2 separate regions of the Homo sapiens genome follow, and region 1 is linked to region 2. Evidence: chromatin loops called from intact Hi-C (ENCODE). Cell type or tissue: ascending aorta. All regions are shown on one strand. Each heading gives the region's core, and the rest is flanking DNA. Links, peaks and the distances in the headings are about the cores only. Region 1 has its middle 46 kb from the start of C11orf96. Region 2 overlaps LOC124902663 (a long non-coding RNA gene).

The links. A loop is a pair of places that touch in the nucleus more often than their neighbours do. Peaks named below come from ENCODE experiments on the same cell type or tissue, not always from the same donor. Only the 100,000 strongest peaks of a DNase experiment are listed, where the experiment ranks them.
Region 1: a loop joins it to region 2, with 4 times the contacts of the local background. A loop is called at or near these places in 2 of 110 quality-filtered maps.

Annotation. Positions count from the first base shown.
Region 1 is chr11:43,986,335-43,990,711 of GRCh38, reverse strand. It overlaps a transcript of ACCSL not described here. Among named protein-coding and RNA genes, the nearest start is that of C11orf96, 46 kb to the right of the region's middle. In ascending aorta, for the core only: a CTCF peak has its summit at 2,474 (motif pointing left); DNase peaks (open chromatin) are centred at 1,281, 2,121, 2,951, 3,631 and 1 weaker place; H3K4me3 peaks cover 971 bases; H3K27ac peaks cover 4,000 bases.
Region 2 is chr11:43,922,953-43,927,329 of GRCh38, reverse strand. It overlaps LOC124902663 (a long non-coding RNA gene), which reads left to right. Exons shown (of 3, transcript XR_007062657.1): 3 at 1-279. It also overlaps a transcript of ACCSL not described here. Among named protein-coding and RNA genes, the nearest start is that of ALKBH3-AS1, 4.2 kb to the right of the region's middle. In ascending aorta, for the core only: a CTCF peak has its summit at 2,535 (motif pointing right); DNase peaks (open chromatin) are centred at 2,699, 3,399, 3,749, 4,149 and 1 weaker place; H3K4me3 peaks cover 380 bases; H3K27ac peaks cover 4,000 bases.

The sequences.
Region 1 (4,377 bases), core at 255-4,254, 63 kb before region 2:
GACAGAAATCTAGGAGGCAGAAGCAATCCCAAAGAATTGGAGTGGGTGGAATGTGTTGACCAATTTGATAACAAGACCTAGCATTAATTGAGCAGTTGCTATGTGCCAGAGCTATGGTCTAAATGCATCTCCCCAAATTCATATGTTGAAACTTAATCACCAATGTGATAGTATTAAGAGGAGGGGCTTTTAGGGGGTATTAAGGCATGAGGGTTCCACTTCATGAATGGGATTAGAGCCCTCAGAAGGGGCTGAAGAGATGAGAATTCTTCCCTTCTACCTCGCGAGGAAACGGTAAGAAGGCACCATCTATGACCCACAGAAAACAGGCCCTTACCAGACACTAAATCTGTTTGTATCTTGATGTTGGACTTCCCAGCCTCCAGAACAATGAGACATAAATTACTATGATTTATAAATTACCCAGTCTAAGGTATTTTGTTGCAGCAGCAGAACGGACTAAGATAGCCAGGCAACGTCCTAAGCACTCTGTCAGTGTTAACTATTATCTCTTCCCCACAAACCAATGAAGTAGGTAGGTGCTCTCCTGATCTCCACTTCACAGGCAAGTAAATTAAGGCACAGAGAGGTGAGAGGTTACAGATCTGGTAAGTGATAGAGGTGGGACTCAAAGCCAGGCATGCTGGGGTCAGGGCTCTGGGAAGGGAGGAGTAAGGGAGAGGGAGGAATCATGGGTGGCTGCTAAGTTTCTGGCATGGCGACTGACAGCATGTGGGGCCACCACTTCCTCTGCTGACCTGGAACTCAGACAAGGCAGGCCACAAGCCAGGGGCTGCCTGACCTCTTGGCGGGGCCGCCAGCGTTCTGGGTGGCCCTTTCTCTCTGCAGGACCCTGAGGAGGCTCTGGAGGAAGCTGTGTGGAGAGTGTGGAAGACTCCACCCCCAACCCCTGCAGTAAGCTGGAGATGCTGGCAGCCACCAACAGCAAGGCTCTGCAGCAAAGGGACCTGGATGTGGTGGGACAGCTCACTGGCTCCTCCATAGTGCAGAGAAGTGGAAAGTCCTCTGCCCCAAATCCCCTGTGAAAGCCTGATCTCCACCCCTGCTGGGTGGGGGCCATGGTGCCTGGGCTGGGAACCAGGATATGGGGATTTATGGGGTCCAGACCACGAGGAAGGGAAGGGCTGGGAGTGAGGGGCAGAGGAAGGCCAAGGTCAGGCCCTCTGAGCCTGTCCTGTAAGCAGAGACCTGCAGTAACCACATGGCCCCAGGCAGGAAAGGAAACAGGAGGCTTCTCAAAATAGACCAGGAGCGTGCAGCTCTGTTGCATTTCCCAGCTCCCACCATCTGGCCAAGCCTAGGCAGGAAGGCAGGCGGGGGAGGGGAGATCCGTGGAGGGCTCCGACTGTCTGCAACCCACCTCTCACCCAGACCTTCCCCTGTTCCTCTTCTGTTGACTCTGTGGCATCATTGCCAGGCCAGATCGTCATCATCTCACAGGTGAGAAAACTGAGGCTCAGAGAGGTAAAGTGACTGGTCCAAGGCCACACAGCTGATGAGCGGCAGAGCTGAACCCAGCGCTGAGCCTCCCCACACAGCAGCTTGAGGCCTGGCCACAAAGTCTGCAGCCTGCACATGCCCTAAACGCCACTGTTAGTCCCCTGCCTTTTGGCTGAATCTGACCTTAGACCAGCTCCCCGTGAAGAAAACCGAGTTTGTGATTCACCAGTTAGAACCCAGGGAGGACCAATCTTTCGCACTGTCACACCTGCCTTTTGGCTGCGGGTGAGGACCACAGCAGTAGGAAGTTTGGGGAGAAGGGTGTGGTGGCATGTACCTATAGTCCCAGCTACTCTAGAGGCCGAGGAGAGAGGATTGCTTGAGCCCAGGAGCTCAAGTCCAGCCCAGACCCTGTCTCCAAAAAAAAAAAAAAAAAAAAAAAAAGAAGAGAGAATCAGCAGACAGAAATGGTCTCCTAGGATTAGAGGAATTTAAGAGCAATCATCCTGTTTTGCAGCCTCTTGCCCTGCAGCCTGTTTCTTCCTAAACCCTGTGTGGAACCGAGTGGCCTGCTTGCTTAAGTAGGTGACAGACCCTGACAGACCCCAGCAGCTTAGTGATAAGCCTGAGTGAACTTTCCTTATTACCACGCTAAAGTCTCTGCCCTGGGAGAAGCTGTAGCTTTATTATTCTAACATTCGGCCTGTGTGCTGGCAAAATGACTCACTGCATCTACGCCACCGAGACCCCCTTCTACATGCGATGATGCAACCTCTCCCCTCTCCATGGCTCCGTAACACCCTCCTGTCACCTTCCCTCTAGAAGACACTGTTTTGGAGAATATTCCCAGGGAGCTCCTTACTTGCGCCAAGTAATAAAACGCCTATTGATCAAAACCTGAGTTCTGATGAAGAGTTATTTGTTACTCACCAGGCAAACGAACCCCCGTGTTTTGGAGGTAACACGAAGGGTAAGGGAGAGTGGTGTGGGCACTCCAGGCAGGCCCTGCCAGGGTTCCCCCTAGCGGGGGAACAGAGATCCCTAACAGCTAACAGGGAGTGAGTTGTTCACACCCTAGTATGAATTAGTTTTGTAAACTACTGTCCCTAAAAGCAGAGAGGAGACTTTCCAGTGAGAGGATCAAGTTCACAGAAGAAAGGGTCCACCTCATGGTGGAGCTGAGGCTAGGGCATCAGGGACATTCATCCTTCCTGTGGGGGTGGGAAAAAGCAGCTCTAACCCCTGGGACTGAAACCATTTTCCATGCAGATTCTTTCAGGGTCTGTCAGTTCTTGGCCCAGGAAAATTCCCTGCGGGGGGGTGGGGGAAGAAGCATTGTCTGAAATGCCCGAAAGGAAAAATCTTCTCTGCCTGCCAAACGCACATTATTGTTCCCACCACATCCCAGCCACAGACCAACTTCTGTCGGGATTCCACCCTGCCTTGGCCTTGACCCCCCCGAGCGCTGGATTATACTGGGAAGAGATTCGGGCTGTGTTGGGAAGTCGGCCAGGTCTCCGGCTCTGTGATGCCTCCTCCTCCTTTCACCGGGTAGAAACAGTCACTGGACCTGGCCTGGATGACCGCTGTGGCTCAGAGGGAGGCAGAGCCAGCCAGGGAGTGGGGGAGGTGCTGTGGGGGAGGCTTGGGGGACTGGTGACCCAGATTCCACTTCCTGTCCTGCTTCCCTCCATTCCCAGACAGCAGCTGCAGCTGGACACTGACCACAGGCCAAAGGATACCTAGCGCCAACTTCTTGCTAGAAGCAGCGACTGGGGCTTCCCTAGGCTCTGAGTCAGCCACCCTGCAGCCCCGTCCCCCGCCACACCTTCCCACCTGGGCCACGGAAGCTGCCGTTTCTGAAAGGAGGAGTCTGGAAATTCCTCCATCTGGTCCAGACACTCCCACTTTCCAAAGGAACAAACGGAGGCCCAGAAGGAGGCAGAGACCTGTCCAAAGCTACCAGAGTGGGTTGGTGGCAGGGGCCACCACCTGGACCCAGGTCTTCTAACTTCAGGTTCTCAGAAGATTCCGTAGGTATCTGTTGAATAAATGGATGGATGGAAGGATGGACAAAGGGATGGAAATCCTGATGGGCGTGTCCCTACAACAGTGACAGGGGAGTCAAGGATCCATTGCTTGTTCTTCTTGAAGAAGACTCGGGGGTGGGGGGCAGGTCACTGGGGAGAGCAGCCAGGGTCCCAGGCCCCGCTGTGCCACACCATGCCAGTACTTGGAGTGGGGGAATTGCTAGAACTTACTTTCCAGAGTCCTGGAATCACACTGTCTCTGGCTCTTTCTAAGGAGCTCTTGCTTTCACCTCTTCTGGGATGGAGGTGGTGAGGGAGCACTCACCATCATCTCATTAACAAAAGTTTATTGGGGTGTCTCATACACTGAATCTAGAATTTGCACCGCAAACCCTGTAGACAAGCTCCCTGCACTTATGGGGGAGACAAACAGCCAATGAGCAAATAAAGGATTATCCCAGTTGACAAACTCATGTGATGCAGGCAAACGTTGAGATGCCTTTGGTGGAGAGAAGGGCTGGGTCTTCATTGTCTCTCTGAGAAAGTGACATTTAGGCTGATCCCAGAAAATAAGAAGGAAACCAGCCCAGTAAAGTTCCAGGGAAACAGTTTTTCCAGGCAGAGGAGACAGCAGGTGCAAGAGCCCTGGAGTGAGCAAGAGCTCAGCATTGTCATCAAAGAATGGCCACAGTGGGTGGCTGGAGCACCCTGAGGGGGCAGAGGGAGGCCCCGGGAGAGGTCTGTGAGGCTGGCCAGGGCCAGGTAACCCAGGGCTTCGTGACCAGCATGTAAAGCCCGGGTCTTACTCTGAGATCTGTGCCAAGCCAGAGAAGGGTTGTAAGCAAGAGGGTTGCTGGAATCCAGTTTTATGTTTGAAGATCATATT
Region 2 (4,377 bases), core at 169-4,168:
ATTTCCAAAACCAACAAAAGGGTTACTAATATCAAAAACAGCATCAACACCAACCACCATCTAAATCCAACACAAAGGAACTGGTTAAATAACAATACAACTGTATATAACACTATGCAGCCACTCAAGATGATGTCATAGAACAAGAATTAATGGCAGGCACCAATGTACCTAAGTAGAAAAAGGCCCCAAAACTATTAGTTCAGTAAGATGGTAATTTTTTCTTTTAAAAAGCACATAAATGTGTAGAAAAAATATATATACTGCAAATTGTGAAAAGCTGGCCGGGCTCAGTGGCTCACGCCTGTAGTCCCAGCACTCTGGGAGGCCGATGGGGGGCGGATCGCTTGAGCCCAGGAGTTCCAGACCAGGCTGGGCTACATGGCAAGACCGTCTACAACAAATTCTGAAATTAGCCAGGTGTGGTGGGGTGCACCTGTAGTCCCAGCTACTCAGGAGGCTGAGGTTGGAGGATCACCTGAGCCCGGGGAGGTCAAGGCTGCAGTGAGCCATGATTGCACCACTGCCCTCCAACCTGGGCAAAAGAGTGAGACCCTGTCTTACACAAACACACACACACCAATGTAAAGAGTTGCCATGTCTAGCTTGTGAAGTTACAAACGCTTTCTCTTTTTATCTTTCTTTTTAATTTCTTGCAAAGAACACAAACCTCTTTTGTAGTAAGGAGAAAAAACTAATTTTGCCAAGGAAAATAGAAGCCACATGGGTTTACTTCTATCTGTAATGGAAGGCACTGTGTCTTCCTTTCACGTATCCCTCACCGCATCTGACCCACAATCTCTGGATATAAAAGCCCTGGTCTTGAACAGAATTCCAGCCTGGTAATCTTGTTTACTCTTGCAGGCCAAGGCGTTCTGTACAGAGTTTGAAAGTGGCCTGCAAGAACGAGAAAACAATACAGTCCTGTGGGGGTGCATCTGAGCCTGGTCGGCGACCCTTGCCAGGCTAGGAAACGTCAAGAACTGACCCCAAGGGGACAAGGCACTGGAATCCTGGAATCTGTCCAGGGATAGTGCATTAGGAAACCAATTACCTGGGGAGCATGTGGTGGGGCCGCCGAGAGTGAGCAGAGCATCAACGCAAGGCCACTTTGGCATCTGGGAGCTCTCTTCAGTTTGGCCTAAAGAACTTCCAGAGGGGGACTTAAGTGCAGCTGGATCTTAATATGATCAGCTCCACTCGCACACAATTTTCATTTTGGCCATTCTCCAGAAAGCCTCTGCCCAACCCCACTCCCCAACCCTTGCTGACTGCAACAGACACGAGGGCACCAGGGGAGCCTGCCAAGGGGAAAGGCAGGGTCACAGGGCCATCCGTCAGCCACAGAAGGACCGCCCACCCAGCATAAGGATTAAGGTTGGGGTTAGCAGGGCATGTGAAATGGTGCACTTAAAAAATCATATTACTAAGTGGGTTACTGTCAGGCACTATATGCATGGTCTCAAGCCTCACAGGACCGCCAAGAGGGGGCTGCTTCTGAGTCCATTTCACGGTGGAGGAAACAGGCTTGGAGGCTGACTGGTCTGAGGTGACTCAGCTAGAAAGGGCAGAGCTGGGATTCAACCCTGGGTCCACCTGACTGAAGCCTAGGCTCCTTCCACCTCTCCCCACAGGGCTCAGACAGTCATTCCGGCAGATGTGGAGGCTAGGGTAGGGGTGGGGTGTCAGAGCTGCTCCCCAGTTCTACCCTTGCAGGCAGTACTGTGACCGTAAGAGGGAGCATGTACCCCCTTGCAAAAGCGAACGGGGCCAGTCTTGTCTGAAATTGTCCAGCTAATTCCCCTCATCGGTTGGTGCAGAGCTCAGCTGGCACTAGATTCAGGAGGACGACGCTACCTCAAGCTGCAGCAGGGATCCTTGCCACATATCCAGCCACCTGGCTGGTGCAGCGTGGAGACGATCAATACCACTCCTTGGAGGGCTGTCCCAGTAGGCACCGTGACCTTCTGGGGCTGCTTGTTTCCCATGTTCCCTCTTGTCACCAGGCCTCTCAGAGTGGCAGAAAGAACACTGGCCTAAGCATTTGATAGGGACTACTCTCAAGTAGTCCCCTACCGACACCCCACAGGGCTTTAGGGAGTCAAAGGGCAGTATGTGCACGGGAGTTCACCAGCTCTCCTCTCTGCACCCCTCCTCCCAGCAGAGAAGCCTGGAGGAGGGCACAGCTGGGCAGGCTAGGGGAGCAAGAAGCCACACATTCATGCCTCCCCTCTTGATTTTTACCTTCAGGCCAGCTGTCCTCCTTTCCCTCTCACTCCAGGTGAATGGAGGCTGAAAGTCTGAGAGAAAGAGAGAGAAAGCTGGGAAGAAACTGGTGGCTAGTCCCTTGACATGTTTTCAGAGGAAACATTCCAGGAAACAACCCGAAGGAGACACTTCTGTGGGGCTCCCCTCCTCTCTCTGACTTTCCTAAGTTCTGCCCATTTGAACGGCCCCATGGAATCCTTCCTCCAGCTATTCCACATTCTCCAGGCCTGCAGGAGCCCTGATTGCAGAATCCGCCTTTGGTGGGTTCACCCCTAGGGGGCCCCGTGGCCATCCTCCAAGTGCGGACTGGTGGCGAGGCTGGTGTCCTGACCGAACCCCCAGGCAGGTGGCTCAGACTCAGGCAGCGATGACCCAGCTGGCCTCCCAGGGTGCGAGGGGCCTGGGTGCCTTCCTGCGAGGTGGCCCTTCTGGCTCCGCCTCTTGTGCCGCAGGAACGGGTTTGGCCACACATAGCCTGGAGGCTGCGGGGCTAGCACTGGGTTCCCGGCCTCCGGCCTCCGGCCTCCAGGTCCCTGTCCCACTCGCCTGCCCCCGTCCTTCCTGCGGGGAGCAGCACCTCACAACACGGTCACAAGGCCCTCAGGCGCCCACCGCCTCCTCCCACTACCTGGCCAGTGGTGAGCTCCCGCTGGGGCTCCCAGAAAAAGGCACAGGAGGCTCTGGCTGCAGCGCTCCTACCACCCAGGCTGCCGGCCCCAGGGCCAGGGCTGGGGGACGGGAGGTCCCACAGGCCACAGCAGCAGGCACGGCTGGGCTAGCCCTCCAGGGCTGTCTCTCCCAGACCACTGCGGACACCAGATCCCAGATCTGATAAATCCTCTGGGTACTTCAGTTTCCTCAGGTGTTTAGAAAAAACAAAAACAGCCATAGGATTTCTTTTAGGAATAAATCAGATTATGGATGCTGTGGTCCCAAGGGAGTAGTTACTCTGTAAGCTCCCTCCCCACTTTCCCCTTTCCTTCCCTTTCAGATACCAGAATTTGCATCCAGAGCTAAAAGTCAGTGGGCTCAGCCAGAGCAGTGAAGGCGTGTCCACATTCCTGGAGGCCACATGAGAATAGGGACTGTCCTTGTGCTGAGAGAGCGTGACATCACTGCTCCTATGAGGGGGAGTGATGGCACAGAAATCATCCTAACAGCGTCGTACACACAGGCCTCTGCCAGCTCCAAGCAGGCTCATTTGAGAAAACAGCCTTCTTGGTAGTGCTGGCTACGAAGCTACAGCCTAATTTATCCTGTTTTCCTCCACTGTGCTCTGACACTGCCTCCTCTTCCCGCTCCAGCTTAAACACTAACAGACAGCTCAGCCCAACATGGGGCTCTATTCACAGGCTGGGGAAGGCTTTTATAAATGGAGGCACATCAGCTTTAGACCAGCTGGAAAAGGCACCATTAGTCACTGTAGTAAATAAACACTGAAGTCATTTCCCTATTGACACCCAGATGCAGGAATCACATCTAAGAATGGATTCAAGCAGCACCAGTCTGACAAGGGTCTCACATGCGTGTTCCTTCCAAACAGAAAATGGGGTTGGGAAAGAGGGCAGTTGTAGACCAGGTCCCTCTGAGGAGAGCGTGTGGGTGGAATCATGTATAAGTAAAGTTTTAAATAAACAGAATGCATCACTATGGAAACATTCAGCTTTACCAAAGCCACCATTAAAAAAAATAATCAAGACTTAAGATTCAACACTACAAGTGTTTATGACCAGAAAAGGCAAAGTGGGTCTTAGATATTCTGCAGCCAAGTAATAGCTGCCAGAACTCAAAGAAGAAATATTCCCAGCAGGGCAGGAACCCGTCGTTTGTCAAGACTTTCTCTGAAACCCTCCAACTGGAGCATTCAGCGCACTGCAGGGCCTACTTAACTCTTTCAGCATTGCAATGACACAATTCAGGAGACGGCTCTATAGTGACTGTGTCCAGACAGACCTGCCACGCACTAGGGCAGGATCACATCAGCCACAGAGGCAGAGAGTGGGTGCCACAAGGAAAGGGCAGGTTTATTAGCTGTGACTCAAACTTATCAGGAATTGTCAATGCCACCCGAGCTAGTGGGTTAATGATGGATCAATGTGGATCCTGATT